2 separate regions of the Mus musculus genome follow, and region 1 is linked to region 2. The links are chromatin loops, found by intact Hi-C in ENCODE. Cell type or tissue: left cerebral cortex. All regions are shown on one strand. Links, peaks and the distances in the headings refer to the core of each region. The heading gives the core; the rest is flanking DNA.

Region 1 (5,423 bases), core at 1,700-4,199, 58 kb before region 2:
TAAAAATCTTACTAGTTCTTATCAATCCCCGCTAATTCCGGATACTGGAAACAAAACCCTTGAAGGGTTGAGGAGTAAAGGGTTAGCTCTCCAGAGCCATGAGACTTTAACGTGCAGGGGCAGGTCAGCTCAAACAGCTGCACAGGAATTGTTCATTAATGCCCTCTAATGCTGAAAAAGTTGGCTTAACTGGAACTGGAATTGACTCCTGGTTTTCTGTCATCATCAAATCAAGTGATTGTGTGCACCTCTTAGAATTCTGCCCCGCCATGCATGGGTCAGGCTCATGAGAAAACGATGAGCTACTGGCCTTTTAAATACGGGACTATTCCAGACAGCCAGGGCTACATAGTGAGAGACCCTATATAAATAAAAATAATTTTTTTAAAAAAAGGACTATTAAATAACCCCTGAGGGTGGAGATCACTGTCAGAGGACATGAAATCCAAGGCACACCTGGCAGAAAAGCAGACTTGAAAGTGGTTTGGAATGCATGTGGGTGTCTCCCTGGCTCAGGTATTGCTCAGAAACCTCCTCCTATGCGGCCGCTCTTTGCGGGAGCATCCTGGGAGTGTTATGCTTTCCAAAGGGAGGAATTATAGTTACTGCTGTGTGAGAGGACAGTGTGCTGCCTGCTGGGCCCTGTCACACCGGGGGTGCAGCCAAGCTGCCTCTCTGGTTACTTGACTATTTATAAGGCTAGAGACTGGAAGATTGCAAAATTTAGCATCTCTCGGTTCAACGGTCTTCTCATCTGCACTCACCTGCCACCCCACAGAACCACTCACAGACCATGTCAATGAAGATGACTGTGCTCACTTTTAAACTATGAGGAGCTTACAAACAGAAAAAAAAATTCATCTTAATTTGTGCTACCAATTAAGAGATCTTTATAGGTGTGTGTATGATCATCTTATACATAGTAATCTGCCCTAATTGGTGTATAATGGGTAGGATGTAATTTGTAGATTGCCCCCTCCCCCCCCCAGTAAATAGTTTATTAAAGCTTCACAGTGTAACAATAAAATGTTCCGGTCTAGCTGCACAGTTTAATACATCCTGAATTTTCAAATGCCCTGAATACAGGGATCCTAGTTGCAAAGAGCTTTCCAGTAAAGTGACAGGTTTTGGAAATGATACAGTGAGTTACATTTTCTGAGGAACTACGAAAGCTCCTGTCTCTTTCCACCAGGCTGGAGCTGCAGCCCAGTTTGCAGATTTTGCCTAACATGCAGGAGGCCCAGGGTTCACCCCCAGCACATCATACACCAGGCATCCAAGCAGGGAAAGAATCCTGAATCTAGAAGTGGAGGCAAGATCTATAATCTGCTCTACAGAAAGTGGAGACCACTCTGTGATGAATGAGACTGTCCTGAAAAAACAAAGCAATTTCACTTTCCCTTTCCAAAGGTGTTTTGTTACTTCCTGGAGAAGCTCAGGCTAGCCACGTGCAAAAGCAAAACAAAAACAACAACAAAAACCCTAAAGCCTGAGTCTAGCTCAGTACAGTTTTTCTTTTCTCCCTTCACTGGTGAAACCTTTTAAAATACTTTCTCACAAACCTCCACTTTCAGGACATTCTCAGCGGTCACTAACTGGACAAAGTGGCCACTGGTATCTAGCCAGCTAGCTAGTTCTCTAATTTGCCAGCACAAAGGTAAGTGCCAGACCTGGGCAGGCCAGGTCTGGTAAAGCTTGGGCGCTGTTCCACCAGGCTCAGAGTCTACAGGTAGACTACAGGGGTAAACGCAGTTCAAGAAAGGCTACATTCATGTAAAATATCCCGCACCCCACGAGCAGGGGGCTGGCCATTCCTTCTCTTTTCAAAGTTTTTCTTAGTTCATTTTTAAAAATGATTTGCTTATCACTATATTAAAAAGTGTGTGTCTGTTTAGGTGTCTTGTGGTTGTCGTTTTTTTAACAGAGTGATAATTTTAAGTAGAGAAAAACCTTGAGACTGTAAACTAACAGAAATCACAATCCTGGCACGCAATGACCCTTTGGAAGACTTATTCTCAAGTGTTAGTGAAGTTTCAAAACTTAAATTAGACCCATAATGCATAATGGATTTGCCCTTCGCTTAAGATTTGCAATCTTGAAGTTGTTTGTTAACTTGGCCTAAAGATGTTACTTACCATTTGCCAAGTAGTAAATTTATTAAAGTTCTAGAATAAAACCTACAGCAACTCAATAAAAGACTGGTATAGTGTGAGTCTCGAGATTTCTTTCTTTCTTTTTTTTTTTTTTTTTTTTTTTTAATTGCTTTTTTCTTAATCTTCCTGACCTCTGGTGCCAGTTCCGGCGAGGAAGGGGGTTGGGGAGAAATTGCACGCTGCCCTCCCGCGCGCCCCTCCCCCAGGTCTCGGGGCGCTGCACCCCGTAGCTCCCGGCCTGCAGCTCCAGAATAGGCATCCCCACCTGAGCCCCGGCTGCAGGGGCCAAACCTGCAGACCCGGGGTGGTACAGCAGGGAGCCACGCGCACTCCTACAGGACCTAAGTTCCCAGCACCCGGCCCTCCGCGTGGACCAGCCCGGCAGGACAGGGCGGGGCGGGGCATGCAGAAAGCGGCCGGGGACCAGGGCTGGGGGAAACCCTCACCTGGGAGCGCGTGGCCAGCTCCATCTTCCCTGCTGGGCTCACTTCCCTGAGCCCTGCACGCGGCCACCCGGGCTGGCGCGGCCCCGAGCACGCAGCGCGCGGAGTTTGCCGTGGAACAGCGCACTGAGTTCAGATGGGGGGGACAGCGCGGCTCCGCGCGCACCGCGCAACCTCGCACAGCCTCGGGCCACGCGCCCGCACCCGGGCCTCTCCACCTGCGGTCCAAGCCTTAAGGCCGGCGCGGGAGCGCGCAAAGGGAGCGCGCGACCGGCATTGGCCGGCGTGTTTGGTTGCGCGGGCTTCCCCCTACCGCGCAGGTCCGCGGTGGAGCCGTCCGCTCAGGTTCGCGCGGGAGACTCAAGCTGAGGCTGCACGCGCCTCTGAGCTCCGGGTACCTGGCCCGCTCAAACTCCGCAGCGCCAACCTCCGTGTCCTCGTGGCCTGAGTTCCAGGAGTGTTGCGTAGAGGCCGCGGAGCTGGCTTTGCTTTGTTGTTGGTAAGGGGCGTGGTCTGTGCGCCTCCGAAAAAGTGGCTGCCCAATTCACTGCAAAAGCCAATCACCCAAGTTTTCTAACACTGGGCAGAGGGCGACGCAGCACCCTGCACACCACACACTACAAGCAAGACCTCCGTTCTTGCCAGAGCTCCCCAGTAAGTGCCTAGATGCTAGTCACTAGCACCTACTCACCGCGGAAATGCTGGGATAGGCCTCCTGACTCAGGAATAAACAAAAACTATCTACTAGGTTGAACTTTATGGACTGGGAGCCATTACCCCCAGGATAATATGAATAACCATAGTGATAACGCAAATCTCATGATGATGATAATTATGTCACCATCACTAATTTGATGGATAATTGAAATGATTAGTAACCTAATTCCTACCACTGATTAAAAATGATAAATCTAATAATGAAAGTGCATGGACATGTAAACTTGGAACAAGTTAGATGCCATGAGGGACTGGGGAATGGTAATCTAATGGCATGGAGTGGGCTGGAGGCATCAAAGACTTAGAGCTTGAGTCAGTAGCCTGAGGCATTTAATGAGTGGAGACAGTGGGAGGCCCAAAGCAAGCCTGAGGAGCTGAAAAATGACAAGTGGAAAGGTTTAGCACAGGATGGGGTCATGAGGTGATACAGTAACAGCTTGCCTGAGTAGAAGTTTATGCAGCCAGTCTCAGCTCCTTGGATCCAGTACTCATCCTTCTGTTGTTGCTGAATGAATAGTTGAAGTTGCCAGAATGTTCTCTCAGGCTTCAGGAGGAAACGTCAAGGAAAGAGGTGTCTTGCTTTCTTCGTTAGTTGAGCAACATGTTACCAGTGTTGGGGAATGAAGTTAAGAAAACAGTGTCTAACTTTAGAAATGCACATGGCCTGGCTTAGTTGCCTATAATCCCAGTTCTGTGGAGGCAGGGGCAGGAGGATTCTGAATTTGAGACCCTACCTCAAAACAGAAGAAAAGAAAAATGCTTTACTTCTCCCGGATAATGTGTATTATTGCTGTGACTACTTCATATGTAGTATTTCCTAGAATTCTCTCAACATTCATCCAGATACCCCTCGACAGCAGCGTTCCACCAAACCAGAAAACATTTTCAGGCTTCTAGAGTACACCCAACATTCTTTCTCCCGTTTTTCTTTTTGTTTCCTTAGGTTGCCAGGAAGAACAGTAAAAATGTATTAATCAAAGCTAGTTTTAGTCTAAGATAATTGTATCTTCCTGTGATCTAAGGGCTGTGTTTGCAGTTATTTCTATTATTATTTCTACTGTAGACTACATACAGCAAATCCCTATTGTAAAGGGAGCATTGGTTTGAAGTAGCAAAGCATTTGGAACCTAGCTATCATTGGGAACCTATTTAGACCACTGGACCTTCCCACTTTAGAAGCCTTCATTATGCAGCCTATGCTTGGTTACTTCCTGTCAGCTTGACACAAATGTAAATAGACCTAGGAAGAGGAAATCTCAAATAAGAAATTGCTTTCAACAGGTTAGCCTTTGACCATGTCTGTGAGACAGGTCCATGCCATCCCTGCATAGGCAGGCCTGGGTTATATATTATAAGCAAGCTGCCAAGTTCTGCTGCTTGGTTGGTTCTGTGGGGATCATTCTTATTCAAACCACCACAGGATTCAGTGTCCTCATCTGGCCTCTGCTGACACTTCATGCAGGTTTTGTGTGTGTGTGTGTGTGTGTGTGTGTGTGTGTGCGCGCACGCACACAGGTAAAACATCCAGGCACATAAAATAAAAACGAATCCACTAAAAATGTTTCTTTAAGGGAATAAGAACTGTCTATAGTTCCCTGAATGGATGAGATGTGAACCTTGGCATAAGAATCCACCACTGTCAACCTGCCACTCTGCTGCATGTTGAAGACTTCAGAGGTACTTCACAAACAGCAGATGCAAGATGATCTGCTGCAGGACTGGTAAGATGGCGCAGCGGTTAAGAGCACAGACTGCTCTTCCAAATGTCCTGAGTTCAAGTCCCAGCAACCACATGGTGGCTCACAACCATCCATAATGAGATCTGACACCCTCTTCTGGTGTATTTGAAGACAACTACAGTGTACTTACATATAATAAATAAACAAAATCTTAAAAAAGAAGAAGAAGAAGAAGGAGAAGGAGAAGGAGAAGGAGAAGGAGAAGGAGAAGGAGAAGGAGAAGGAGAAGGAGAAGGAGAAGGAGAAGGAGAAGGAGAAGAAGAAGAAGAAGAAGAAGAAGAAGAAGAAGAAGAAGAAGAAGAAGAAGAAGAAGAAGAAGAAAATCTGCTGCCCGTTCCCTGAACTTATGGGGGAGAGATGCTATTCCCTTG
Region 2 (5,423 bases), core at 1,101-3,600:
TGGTTGTCCCTGTACACTTTGCACCCTGGGTGTTTCAGTCCTGAGATGTAAGTAAAAGGCATTACATGTAAGAGCAGGTATCACACAGCCTGAGGTCTGAAGTCATCTGGAGATGGTTTTAAGGGACCAGTGCCTGTAACCCCTGTGCTGGCTATGATGTTACCGGTCTTAGCAGAACTCCAGCAATGGTATTTCTAAAGTGTCTGTCTGATTTTATTTTCCACAGAGTGGGGAAAAGAACAGATGATAATGTGGGTTAGGAAGAAAAGGCAGAGGGAGATCCAGGGGTGAAAAGATCTGGAACCTTCTAAGTCCAGAGTGATTATAATCTAACTGCTCTGGCAATGATGCCATCACTTGGTCAATGATGAGAGGACATGTCTGTGAGAAACAAAGCTACACATGGCCCTCAGGAAGACAGCCAGTACGGATGGTGTGGAACAGCTTGGTGATACTGGGGATAATCTTCATGAAGGTTCTTGATCATGCAGTGTGCCGTCAGTGGCTGGCAGGGAATAGTATCGTCCTCCTGGAGTATGGATGAGAGCAGATAAAAACTGCTTGCACAAGCAGATGGCTAACCCCCAGCAGATAACCCACCCATTTTCCCCAGTTTGTTTCTTCTCCACCAACTGTGGAACCTGACAATACTATCTGAAGTAAACACAGTCCAAAAGCATAGAATTCTCATAAATGAAAATGGGAAGCCCACCCCCCTCTATTTTCCATCTTCATGGATTTTTTTGTCCCTTCCTTCTCTCCTCCTCTATGACACCCTCTAATTAGTGCACTCATCAGTGCCTCTGGCACCCTGCATGCTGTAGGTGGCTGGCGTGACATTGGATGCCTGCCCCTGCGGTGCTATGAGGCACCCCGCAGCGCACAAACAAAAAACCCAGAAAGCCTGACCCAACTATTTTCCTATGAATAGACCCGAGCTTTCTTTATCGAGATAAAAAGGTGTTTGTGTGCATCTATTTGCACAGAGACTTGATATGCACATAGGCATAAACACAGAGGGACCTTGTGCAACGATGCCCTATGTGAGTGCCTTAGTCTAAAAGGATTCGGGTTCAAGAATATTTGTGGGGTGTCCCCAAATAGATTAGAAGCTCTTGAAAAACTATCGCAGCATTTGTTTTGAAGACTTTGGGGAATAAAACTTTTTCCAAAGCACTCTGGAGTTAAGCCCAATTGGATTTTGAGTTTAAAGAGGCGTCCAGGAAAACAGGTGACCTTCCTTCCTTCCTCCTGAATCTTTAATAACACCACAAAGTGGAACATCAAATTGGTGTTGAGAACTGGTATTTTAGATTCTATGCAGTTCTAGTCCCCTTCTGTCAGCTGCACGGGGTGGAAAGATGTCCGCTACCCTAGCCTCACAGGCACATATGTAACTAGTATTTATCAAATGACCACCAAGGGATGACCATCTCTTCCTAAGATGAAAAAGGACATTAGCTCTTTCCAGGGCTCATGCTCCAGCAGGCTCAGTTCCTTCCCTCTATGAGCGCTGAGATATTAAATGCTAGTGATGACAATTGGGAGGGTTTACAATGTGACAGCCTTTCATTGGGTAAGGGAAACATCCTATAGGAAGTCTTCACGTTAACACCAAAGAGCTAGGAGAACCAGAAACACAATGACCATCTAAGGGTATGAGTCTGAATGTAATCATGTGAGCACTTAAACAGTCTTTTCGATGACCTCATCTGGGACACGGTGCATTTTTCTTTCTCCTGTGTAGTCAAAGAGTAAGTAGCATTGACATCTTAATTCAGTGGTTCTCAGCCTTTTTTATTTTGTTTTTTTGTTTTTGTTTTGTTTTGTTTTTTTCGAGACAGGGTTTCTCTGTGTAGCTTTGGCTGTCCGGGAACTCACTCTGTAGACCAGGCTGGCCTGGAGCTCAGAGATCCGCCTGCCTCTGCTTCCCAAGTGCTGGGATTAAAGGCGTGCGCCATCTCAGCCTTTTTAATGCTGCAACGTTTTAATACAGTCCTCATGTTATGGTGACCTCCAACCATAAAATTATTTCATTGCTACGTCATAACTGTAATTTTGCTACTGTTTAGAGTTGTAATGTAAATATCTGATATGCAGGATATCTGATATGTGGCTCCCTAAGAGACCTGGAGGCACAGATTAAGAACTATTGACTTAATTGGTTGGTGTAAAAGTGCTTCTTCTTCTTCTTCTTCTTCTTCTTCTTCTTCTTCTTCTTCTTCTTCTTCTTCTTCTTCTTCTTCTTCTTTTCTCCTTCTCCTCTTCCTCCTCCTCCTCCTCCTCCTCCTTCTCCTCCTCCTCTTTCTTCTGTTGTTGTTGTTGCTGTTGAAGACACTACATCAGTTTGCCTGTAACTGTCCCAGTAACACCTGTTGTCCCAGAATATGTCTCTTCTAATGCTTACACATGTTCAGACTGGGGATATATTATATTATCACTCTAGAAAAAAACTGAGATTATAACAAGGATTTGATGGTCTGTCCATATATTAGACCTACGATGTAGGTTATCCAGAAGATAAGAAGATTCACCTTGTTATAATGGACATTTGACAACTGAAAATTGTCTGCGCTGTAATCTAAATGAATGACTTTTTAAGGTTTGCACAGGGCACCCTGTGGCTAACTGTAGCCTCAGCTGTAGAAGGTGCCCCCTTTGCTAAAGAGATGACTATAGCACAGCTATCATTAAACTCTACAACACAATATGCAATTAGATGCTAAATTGGGAATGCCTGGAGCGGGGGGGGGGTGCTGTGTGTTTAATAAATAAATCAATAAATGTTTAATAAATGGATGAATGGCATTGACTATGGTTTTGATGGATTCAGAGAGAGAGAGAGAGAGAGAGAGAGAGATTAACAAGAAAGTGATGAACTGCTTTAATTCGTGAGATGGAAACTGAGAGATGGGTGGGACTAAACAAACAGGGAGGGCTTAAAAAGTAGAGGGGCAGGGTCTTCTCTTCAGAAGAACAGGAGCATGGGAGCTCAGACAGTACAATAGGCCACACAGGAAAGGAACAAGAGACAAGGCTCTCCATCCAAAATAAATGCAAGATCTCATTTCCCCTGAAGCCACAATTTTACTAACACCAACGAATTGGCTTGATTTTTCCATGAATCAATGTCGGGTCCTCACACAGCTTGGGTATTGGAAACTTGGTATTGGAACCCTGCCTAGGAATGGCAAGGGAGTGAAGAAATCACACACACACACACACACACACACACACACACACACACACACAGAGAGAGAGAGAGAGAGAGAGAGAGAGAGAGACAGACAGACAGACAGACAGACAGAGAGGCTGAGATCAGGTGGTCTGGGCTCTCAGAGAAGTCTCAGTACCCCAGAAGCACAGTTTGTCTATTAGGTACAGTCGTGTGGGGAGATGGGTTGTTGCGTACAGATAGCCAAGAAGCAGGGTTTATGGTACAGCTGAACAAGAAGCCAGGGTTAGCTGATCTCAGTAAGGGCTGCCTCTGTAGTGGAATAGTCTTTAGGCCGTAAACCTCCGGCTTAAAGGGAGGAGAAAGCTATGGTGGGTGTTTTCTACACACACTGCCAACATCACACTCAGACCTAAGGAAGGCTTTGCCATCCCTAAGAGGCTCACTCACCCAAGGAAAACTTGTCATTCATGTGGGGCTGAGCCCATGGCATGGCTGTGTCCATGTGAACAAAAGGCATTTGCCTTACTCGCTGCCTATAAAGCCGACATTTTAAAAATCACCTTAACAATTACTAAGCCAGTTGCTGGCCTTTTGGCTTCAAAACTTTCACATGTGAAGATTCTTGGGAGTTAATTCTTCATGATCATCCAAACAGCTCAGAATATGCTCAGAGCACCTGAGCACTTTAAGCTACAGAAAGACATTAGAGCAGCAATTCCAGTCGGACACAAGAGACCAGTGGAGCATGAAGAACCACACATTCAAAATACTGTCAGGGGCCAGGCAGGAGCAAAGCTGAGGATATGCAAAGCCAGAAGTGGGCCAGGAGTCTGTCTCCTAGACAGTGCATGGCTCTTACAGAATTCAAGGAATGTTAAAGCCCACTTGGCCCATGTATGAAAACCTCACTTGTGAGCTGAAGGGTGATTCTGTTTAACAGCCTGTGACTTGTAGAACTAGTAGGACTAATCTAAAATTCTCAGGCAAGAAATGAAAAGCATTCATAGTAAAAGCTGGACCATTCTAAGTCTTACTCCCCTGTGAATCTAAGCATCTATACCAGTAGTGGGCTCATGGTATATGGCGAATGTGAGTTTTCTGAGCGAATGGCTAGCCACTATATTCAATTCACGACTCAACAGCATGAAGCTGTGTGGATAGGTAGAGAACAGCTGTTCAAGTCTCCTTAAAATGTAGCTATGATCTTATTGGCGGAGAATCTTGGAAACATCGATTATTAGACATTTCTCAGTTCTGGTTCATGGGGGAGAAATTGTTCAGGACCTATGGGTTGTAATGGTTTTCATTTAGAAGAATGCAAGAGACCCTCAGAACCATACAACCCCAAAGGCTCTGGCAGCAAACGTTCTTGAAACAGATTTGCCAATGCTCTTCAAAATAAATACACCGGGGTGTTAGGTTGGCAGAGCAAATTGAGTTGTGGTAGTTCTATCTCTTCTCCAGCTCTTCTTTTTTTTTCAATTTTTTATTAGATATTTTCTTCATTTACATTTCAAATGCTATCCGGAAAGTCCCCTATACCCTCCCCCCCCCCACCCTGCTCCCCTACCCACCCACTCCCACTTCTTAGCCCTGGCATTCCCCTGTACTGGGGCATATAAAGTTTGCAAGACCAAGGGGCCTCTCTTCCCAATGATGGCCAACTAGGCCATCTTCTGATACATATGCAGCTAGAGACATGAGCTCTGGGGGGTACTGGTTAGTTCATATTGTTGTTCCACCTATAGGGTTGCAGACCCCTTTAGCTCCTTGGGTACTTTCTCTAGCTCCTTCATTTCTTCTCCAGCTCTTCTGTGTCACAATTGAGGATGGCAGGTAGTGGCAAAGTCTTAGATCTAAAACTCACACTCTTTGAACAGAGTAACGGAGAATAGAAAGTTAGATGTAGGGACTTCGGCTCCTCTCTATCACTGATGAAAGTGGCCTTTGACAAGCCGGTTTCTACATTAAGATCATAAGGATTATGGCCTGAATTGGTCTTTAGAATATAGCCCACACTTAAGAATTGGAAATTAGCCAGGCAGTGGTGGCGCACGCCTTTAATCCCAGCACTTGGGAGGCAGAGGCAGGCGGATTTCTGAGTTCAAAGTCAGCTTGGTTTACAGAGTGAGCTCCAGGACAGCCAGGGCTACACAGAGAAACCCTGTCTCGAAAAACCTAAATAAATAAATAAATAAATAAATAAGAATTGGAAATTAACGACACCCATAGCCAAACATTAGCT

Evidence for each region. A loop is a pair of places that touch in the nucleus more often than their neighbours do. Peaks named below come from ENCODE experiments on the same cell type or tissue, not always from the same donor. Only the 100,000 strongest peaks of a DNase experiment are listed, where the experiment ranks them.
Region 1: it touches region 2 in a loop (2.0-fold over the local background); 12 of 42 quality-filtered maps call a loop at or near these places.

The regions. Positions count from the first base shown.
Region 1 is chr12:117,841,134-117,846,556 of GRCm38, reverse strand. It overlaps Cdca7l (cell division cycle associated 7 like), which reads right to left and starts at 2,696. Exons shown (of 10, transcript NM_146040.1): 1 at 2,600-2,696. The coding sequence starts at 2,623. In left cerebral cortex, for the core only: no CTCF peak of the experiment used is centred there; DNase peaks (open chromatin) are centred at 2,747 and 2,896; H3K4me3 peaks cover 1,133 bases.
Region 2 is chr12:117,782,223-117,787,645 of GRCm38, reverse strand. No RefSeq gene overlaps it. Among named protein-coding and RNA genes, the nearest start is that of Cdca7l, 59 kb to the left of the region's middle. In left cerebral cortex, for the core only: no CTCF peak of the experiment used is centred there; no DNase peak of the experiment used is centred there.